Linked DNA regions of Mus musculus: regions 1 and 3 are each linked to region 2. The links are chromatin loops, found by intact Hi-C in ENCODE. Cell type or tissue: left cerebral cortex. All regions are shown on one strand.

Region 1 (2,500 bases), 82 kb after region 2:
TTATCGGTGGTTGTTATCCGCTCTGTGTGGCTGCCGGGAATCGGACTCCAGTCCTCTGTAAGAACAGGGTCCTGGTTATTTTTTTATTGTCAACTTGAGAAAAGGCCCCCTCGGTCGAGGGACCAGCCATGCCTGGGAGAAGTGGTCTTGACTGAGGTAGGGAGGCCTGGCCCAGTGTGGGCAGCGCCATCTGTAGTCAGGTGGGCCAGGGCTGTATAAGAAAGCTGGCTGAGTGTCCTCAGAGGTCCCTGCTTGAGTGTAAGCTCTGGGTCCCCTGAGAGAATGAGCTCTGGCCTGAGCCCCATCAATGATGGACCGACACCTGAAGTGTAAGACAAACAACCCTCTCCTCCTTGTCAGTTCTGTAGCACAGCACAGAAAGCAAACTAGAACAAACACCAGGCCCTCCTGACCTCTGAGCCACTGCTCCAGATCCCCACCCTCATTGTCCAGTATTAATCTCCTTTATGGGGCGGGGGGAAGCTGGCCTTGAACTCACAATGTGATGGAGAATGACCTTGAATTCCTGATCCCATCCCTCCACACACACACACACACCCTGGGTTACAGGTGTGGGCCACCATGACTAGCTTCTACTTGTGATTTTTTTCTTCCTATTTGCACAGGATTATATATGGATTCAGCTCTTGGAGCCGGTGTATTCATTTTTGTGGTTTCATCTGTCTGCTGCACCTGAAGGTCAGCTCCAGGAGGGCTGGGCCTCACTGCTTCATCAAATCTGGTGATGTGAACGGCTGAGGAAATGATTTCTCAAGAAGGGTTCTGTTCAGGGTTCTGTTGGGACTGCGGAGAGGTGTCTGGGACTAGACAGAGAAATGAGAGGGGCAGAGCCGCTTTCCTCAGAACCCCGCCCCTCTCTCTTCTCCTCCCTGTCCTCTTTTGCCCTCCTCCTCTCCTTCCCCCTGTGGAGGCAGACCTTGGTTAACCACTATTTTTTTTTCAGCCATCACGTGGTGCCCCCTAGTGGCCACCTGAAGCAGTGCAGCCAGTGACTGCTGCCCCCCAAGAGTCGGGATTCAGATGTCCCCGCTTCAGCCCCAGCACGCTCTGGCAGGTGGTCCTTCCCTTGCTCTCCAAGTAGCTCCATCCCCAATCGGCCCCGCCCCAAGCCCCTTCCCTCCATTCCTGGGGTTTCTCTGCAAACTGGCCTTGGAACTGGAAACCTAAGGGTGACTCAATTACTCTCAGAAACTAAAGTCGCTTTCCCTCCTGGTTCATTTTTTGCCAGCCATTTTTTAGGTATGTTTTTCTCTTTTTGTCTCCTTCACACGTGGTGTGCCTAGTTCCTTTGGGCTTGCATACTGAGTGCTCACTGTGTGCAACCGGCTGCACCTTCCCCACCCTGCGTGTTTGTGCTGAGATGGACCGAGCGCAAGGAACCCCACATCGTCTCCTTGTAGAAATCCTACCCGGACCTGTCTCTACCAGCACGCGAGAGTGGGGTGTAACTACAGCTGATTGCCCTCTTATCTTAATCAGAAGAGGAAAGGTGTCCAGACCCTTATTTTAGTGAGTTTCTACCTAGAAACCCCGCCTAGTCACGTCGACCCAGGCAGTGTAGACACTGGAGTGGATCATTTCACAAATGCTAAGTTCAGGAGCGACCTGCCTGTGTTCTATCTTGTCCGTGCTACTACTCCTGGGCTGTCTGGGCTTAAGCATGTGACCTAACTTTTCTGTGCCTCAGTTTCCCTATCTCTTAAATGAGGGTAACCCTGACGCCCTACCATCCATAGATAGGACACCCGGAGGCTTAAGCACCTTAGCTCCTGCTGTGCTTGTAATACAAGCGTGACCATTAGCCTTTCTACAATGTTTGCTATTATGTTACTGTTTTATTGATAGCAGCTTCCTAACGCCCCCCTCCCACACACACACACATGAGATCTGAGGGTATTCCCACCCCCAAGATGGAGGAGGAATGAGGTTTCTCAATAGTAGAAGATAGATTGGACCCTCCACATTTTGCATAGCTTTTCTAGCTTACCCAAGAGACGGAGTACCACAGGGAGGCACCTGCATCTGCCACACCAGGAATGGGGTATGCATAGAGCCTATACACACAGGGCCTGGATGTCACGTTTGCACACACAGCCTGTCACCCTGAACACCCCGTTTTAGAGTGATGTATTCAACCAAAGGCACAGAGTGCCCTCACATGGCCACACACCTGACTGTCACTCGAGTTTTGGACAACCCAGGCATCTGGGCACAGCCATGAGGACAATTGTCACACCCCGTTATTGACATATAGCGGGAGCCGGACAAACACACCACAGAGATTCTCAGGTCCTCATGCCGGGTCACACAGCCAGTCACAGACAGACCCACAACTCCTATCTGTCATCACACTGGTCCTCGGGTCACCCTGCCCCCACTGTCACTCACACACTCTCTCACACGTACACACACCCTCTCCCAGTCACACCCCAATTCACTCACATTTGAACACGCATACACACACACAAACTCCCCTGGG
Region 2 (2,500 bases):
CCAGGAGCTAAGCAGGAAGTTTGAGGATTCAAGAGTAGCCTGAGCTGCATAGGAGGCTATGTCTCGGAGATAAAAGGACAGAGTCCTGTCCAGGCCATCTGGGAAAACTGAGAGAGAGCTGCTCAGGTCAGGGTGGCTGCCCTGGGAGTCTCTGTGTGCCATGGCTGCAAGTTAGTCAGAAGATGGGGACAGGATGGGCTGTCTTGTGTCTGTGTCTAGGGCTTTCTTACCCACCTCAGGTGCTACCTAGACCAGGTGCCTGGTAGTCTCCCCACCTTGCACATGTCTGAGAGTGCATAGCACAGGCTCACATGCATCCGCATACGTGGTACTGTGCTCTCACTCCCCTGAGCCTGGGTCCTTTCAACTGTTTTGTTGTTTGTCTGACTTTGTTTTTATTTGTTTAGGTGAGGGGTTGGTAAGAGTGTATGAAGGTCAGAGGATACAACTTGCAGAAGTTGATTCTTCGATTCTTGTAGGTCCCAGGGATAGAACCCAGATAGTCAGGCCGTGTGACAAGTGATTTTTGTTATTGTTGTTTTGAGGCTTTGCTTCAGTCACTATTCACCTTCTTTCCAGCAGCCCTGGCTTCCTGACCCCGCAGGAGAGTCACAACCCAGTAGAGCCGCTTTAATGTCTCCTGAGCTCTGCCAATACAGTGTGGAACCTTGCCTATGGGACCATTGTACAGGCACTCACACACAGTCCTTACAACCTCAGTGCCCCAGCGAGTACTCTGCTGTGCCTCCGTGTTGCGCAGGTGGAGACTCCTACTGCCCACAGCTGAAGAGGTCACCAGCTCCAGTGAAGAGCTTGGCTGCATGCTAGCTGGCTGCAGGTCTCCAGAGCCTTGACATTGCCCCAGGAGTAGGGGTGGGCAGTCATCTGCTGTGAGGTTTCAGCTCTGTGTCCAGGCCTGAGAAGAGGTCACTGCGTGTATGGGTGCTTCAATTCCTGTGCACCGTGGATGACTGTCCTGGCTATTCAGATCGTGCTATGGTCATAGGCACGTGAGGATGGGCGACTGGTTTGCACCGTTGGGACATGCACATGGGAGGACTGTCTTCATGGGTGCACATAATAAGAGCACAGGATAAGGGTGTGGTTGCTTGGGCCTGAGGGTATGGGAGGTGTTGTGGGTGCGATCAGCATAACCTTGTAGGGAACTGGGTGCACAGGTCGGGCAGGTCTGGCCTAGCTCCTAGGTGTGTCCAGTTCTTCCTGCATCCTGTCTGGCCTCTATGTGTCTGATGCGCGGCTCTCCCCTTGTATCCCTACAGGCTATATCCAGAAGATTAAGTCAGGAGAGGAAGACTTTGAATCTCTGGCCTCACAGTTCAGTGATTGCAGCTCTGCCAAAGCCAGGGGAGACCTGGGTCCCTTCAGCAGAGGTGGGCAAGAGTGGGCACCACCACACTCAGCACTTTCCCTCAGTGTTCTGGGCGGAAGGCCCTGAGGAGGGCAGCTCCGGAGCACAGGCCTTCCTGTCCACCAGGTGGCAGCATAGCCCTCAGGCTTCCTGGCCTGGGTTTTTTGTACTGCAAAAGGGATATAAAACCTCCTTAGTGTCTTTCCTCCCAGGATCATTGTCCCCCTCACAGGCCCATTAAGGTGATTCTGGTTTGTCACTGGCATCTCTGGTAGAGCTATAGGGACGGGCCCCTGAGCATTCCAGCTCCTTTGCCCCTTTGGCAGGTTTTTTGGGAAAATGGACAAGGGAAACAATCCAGAGCTCAGACCTATCTGCCAAGGGCAGAGGAAAGTAGATTCCTTCTTCCTCCCCCATCTTCTCTCCTTCATCTCTTTGGCGTGAGCTGGAAGTGTGAGGTGTGGGCCCCTGCCTTGGAGTCAGGTAGCAAGCCTCTGCTGTCAGCCCTGGCCACCTCCCTGCAGGATAGATAATGTTCAGCCAGGAATCCAGAGTTCATCATGCAGTGTGTCTAAATGTACAGCACAGCTCTGCCTACTATCCCACGCTGTCTTTGGGCTTCCCGGGGCCTCCTTAATGGGCCTGTGGCTCTCAGCTGGGCCACAGCTCATCACTGCACAGTGACAGGGCTATAAAACCCATGATGAATATGCTTGAGACTGAATGCAGGCAGGAGCCCCATCTGCTGTGCAGCCTGTGCCTGACCTCCACTGTCTGCTGTTTCACAGGTCAGATGCAGAAACCATTTGAGGATGCGTCGTTTGCTCTACGGACAGGGGAGATGAGTGGGCCCGTGTTCACGGACTCGGGCATCCATATCATCCTGCGCACAGAATGAGGGCAGGCACCTGGCCAGCCTGCTCTGGCTGCCACACAGCCCACGGATGCCCTTCCTGCTACTGTCACACAGTATTTATTGTTCCTAAAATGACTGGGAGGGGCTCTGAGCATCCCGCTCCCTGTTTGCCCCTATTCGGGGCTGTCCTAGCCAGGCTCCTTCTGGAGGAATTGACTTCAGAAGGGCAGTGGGGATGGGGAGGCCCCCAGGCTCAGGGGGTCAGAGGTGACCTG
Region 3 (2,500 bases), 65 kb after region 2:
ACTAGCAGGTCCCCTCAGAGAGGACTCTAGCCCAGCAAATGCAATCATCAAACCCAGAGCTATGCCGGGCGCGGGGCTCCCTTGTGCCTCGGGGTCCAGCCCGGGACCCCCAAGAGACCACGTCCCCTCGAGATGACATTCCCGCCTGAACCCGAGATTCTGTCACTTTGGGGCTGTGAGGGTCCCTTTCCCAGGAGCTGCCGTGGGGTCTGCGGGCACCACGCCCCCCCAAGCCGGAGCGCCCCCCAGCCGGCTGGCCACTCACGATTTTCTCCGAAGAGCCCGCACGGGACACGGTGCTGTTGAGTCCCACGAGCGAGGGCAGCGTCTGCGACATCCAGTTAGTGACCATGGCCATGGTGCTCAGCACCGCCCCGATCTTGAGCAGCGGCACCGACATCGCGCCCCTCGCCTCATGCCCCGCGCCACCACCCCAAAAAAGCAGGTGTTCAGTCCCTTTTGCTCGGCACTCAAGCTGTCGCTTACCCACCCCAGTGGGGTGGAGGGGTGGGGGATCCCGATGGCGAGATGACCAGGTCCAAGGGGGCGGTGGCCGGTGGGATGGGGTGACACTGGGGACGCGCTCGGCTGCGGCTCCGCGCGCCTCGCGGGCTCAGCTTTATAAGGCGCCGGCTCGGCCACCCCCTCCCGCGCCACCGCCGGGCACTTCCAGCCGCCGTGACGTCACGGCTCCGGCCCTAGAGCCAGCAGGGCTGGGGGGAGAATGGGAGTGCACCCACTCCGACCCCCACTTCCCCGCAGAGCCTCTGGCGGACCTTCTCCCACCTGCAGAAGTGGGGACATCCCCTGCCAGCAACACCCTCGCCACCTCCCCCCATCCCCGCCGCCGCGGCATCCCCGGCCCCGCCCCCCCAGCCAAATCCTCCATCCTCGCTCGAGTCCCCTCGGTAGCTTAGTGGTGATCCCAGGGCTCCCCAGCACGCAACACCCCCTCTCCAAAACCCCTACGTTTCAGGGCGAAAAAATCCAGCCCACACCTTCCACCCAAAACTGACAGGGGGTGGAGGTCGGGTGTCTCCACCCACCTGATCGGTCGGGTGCAGAGCCCGGTCCCGAGCCCGCAACGCACAGAGAGCAGTGCGGGACGGACTTCGGTGCTCTCCCGAGCTCCGAGACTCTTTTCTCCTGGCTTTCCTGGTCCCCAGATCATTCTGAAGGGGATCCCTCTGTGGATTCCAGACCAGGAAAGCCCAGGGTGGCCGGTACAGACTCTGGAGTGTGGGTGACCTGGGAAGCGAGATGCTTTCCCCTGCGCATCCGAGGGCGGCGGTGCCACCCGGGACTGTCGTGAACCCAGACAGTTCTTTTTGCAGACAGGTCCCAACGCACGGTTTGACTCACAACTTGAACTTGGGGTGGGAGGCGGGGAACTAAGACCTCGGGTCTCCTCCAGCCCCCAGGGACCTGCACTGGGCTGGTGCCCTGGTGAGGGAGGCTGGAAAACGCAGCAGGCGGCAGGGCCGGGCGAGGAGCACCCGCGCGGTCGCCTCTCTTCGGTTTCGCACTCTCGCCCCCTCCTGGCGTCCCCGCATCACCTCCCGCCGCCGCCGCCGCCGCCGTCGCCCTCGGCCGGCGGCCGCCGCCGTCTGGAGGCGGCGATGACTCAGGCCTTTACCTCGCTGGCCGCTTACGGAGCCGGAAGCTCCCAACCTCGAAGTGCTGGGGGTCCTGAACTGTCTGAACTCCACTGAGAAGCAGGTTCAGCCCCTACCTGACCTCCAGCAATAGTTGTTCCGGTCTGTCTCAGTTTCCTCATCTGTAAAGTGGTTCTGGGGGCCTGATGGGTCAGGTATGTGTAAGAAGCCAGAGGTAGCCTGCCGCTCAACTCAAGAACACCGCGTTATGGAGACAGACAGGACTTGAGGAAGGGCTGGGGAGGTCTGGGGGTGGGGGGAAGCAATGGCTGAGTGTGTAAAAGTGCTTACCACAGAGCCTGGTAACCTGAGCTGGATCTCTGAAGAGGAAAGTGTCCCCCAAAGTGTCCTCTGACCTCCACTTGAAGGCTGTGGCCATACGGCCACCCATCCCACCACGTTAGCACTTTAAATAAGTGTAAAAAGAAATTTGAGTGACATAGGAAACAAAAGAAGGAAAGTACAAATAGGTATCAGAAGGGGGTGGGTGGAGACTAAGGAAGAGTAGATTGTGCAAGACCTGTGTGCCTGAGTGAGGAGGCCAGAGGTATACATGGACTGTCTTCCTCGGTGCCCCTCTCTGCCTTGTTTTATTAGTTAATTGATTTTATTTAGTCTTTTTAGTAAGTTAGTTTTGAGACACAGTCTCTCTGTGTAGCTCTGGCTCAGACTAAAGGCATGGGCTACCAAACCCGCCTGCACCTAAATTTTTGACAAGGTCTCTCACTGTACTTGGGGCTCCCTGATTTGGCTAAGCTGGTCAGACCGGCCCCAGAGAGCCTGTCTCAGCCTCCCCTGAAATGCAGTGCAGGCATGCCACATCTGATTTCTGGGTTAGATATTGG

The links. A loop is a pair of places that touch in the nucleus more often than their neighbours do. Peaks named below come from ENCODE experiments on the same cell type or tissue, not always from the same donor. Only the 100,000 strongest peaks of a DNase experiment are listed, where the experiment ranks them.
Region 1: it touches region 2 in a loop (5-fold over the local background); 6 of 42 quality-filtered maps call a loop at or near these places.
Region 3: it touches region 2 in a loop (7-fold over the local background); 20 of 42 quality-filtered maps call a loop at or near these places.

The regions. Positions count from the first base shown.
Region 1 is chr9:20,743,146-20,745,645 of GRCm38, forward strand. It overlaps Gm39299 (a long non-coding RNA gene), which reads left to right. Exons shown (of 4, transcript XR_003948292.1): 3 at 627-699; 4 at 965-2,500. It also overlaps a transcript of Olfm2 not described here. Among named protein-coding and RNA genes, the nearest start is that of Gm35860, 15 kb to the right of the region's middle. In left cerebral cortex, a CTCF peak has its summit at 989 (motif pointing left); DNase peaks (open chromatin) are centred at 1,000, 1,311 and 2,294; H3K4me3 peaks cover 534 bases.
Region 2 is chr9:20,661,018-20,663,517 of GRCm38, forward strand. It overlaps Pin1 (protein (peptidyl-prolyl cis/trans isomerase) NIMA-interacting 1), which reads left to right. Exons shown (of 4, transcript NM_023371.4): 3 at 1,281-1,391; 4 at 2,158-2,500. The coding sequence ends at 2,267. Among named protein-coding and RNA genes, the nearest start is that of Pin1, 10 kb to the left of the region's middle. In left cerebral cortex, a CTCF peak has its summit at 1,498 (motif pointing right); DNase peaks (open chromatin) are centred at 1,504, 1,782 and 2,122; H3K27ac peaks cover 1,328 bases.
Region 3 is chr9:20,726,381-20,728,880 of GRCm38, forward strand. Olfm2 (olfactomedin 2) reads right to left here and starts at 623. Exons shown (of 6, transcript NM_001357635.1): 1 at 266-623. The coding sequence starts at 400. Gm39299 (a long non-coding RNA gene) reads left to right here and starts at 1,269. Exons shown (of 4, transcript XR_003948292.1): 1 at 1,269-1,810. In left cerebral cortex, a CTCF peak has its summit at 1,519 (motif pointing left); DNase peaks (open chromatin) are centred at 698, 1,277 and 1,500; H3K4me3 peaks cover 1,775 bases; H3K27ac peaks cover 1,806 bases.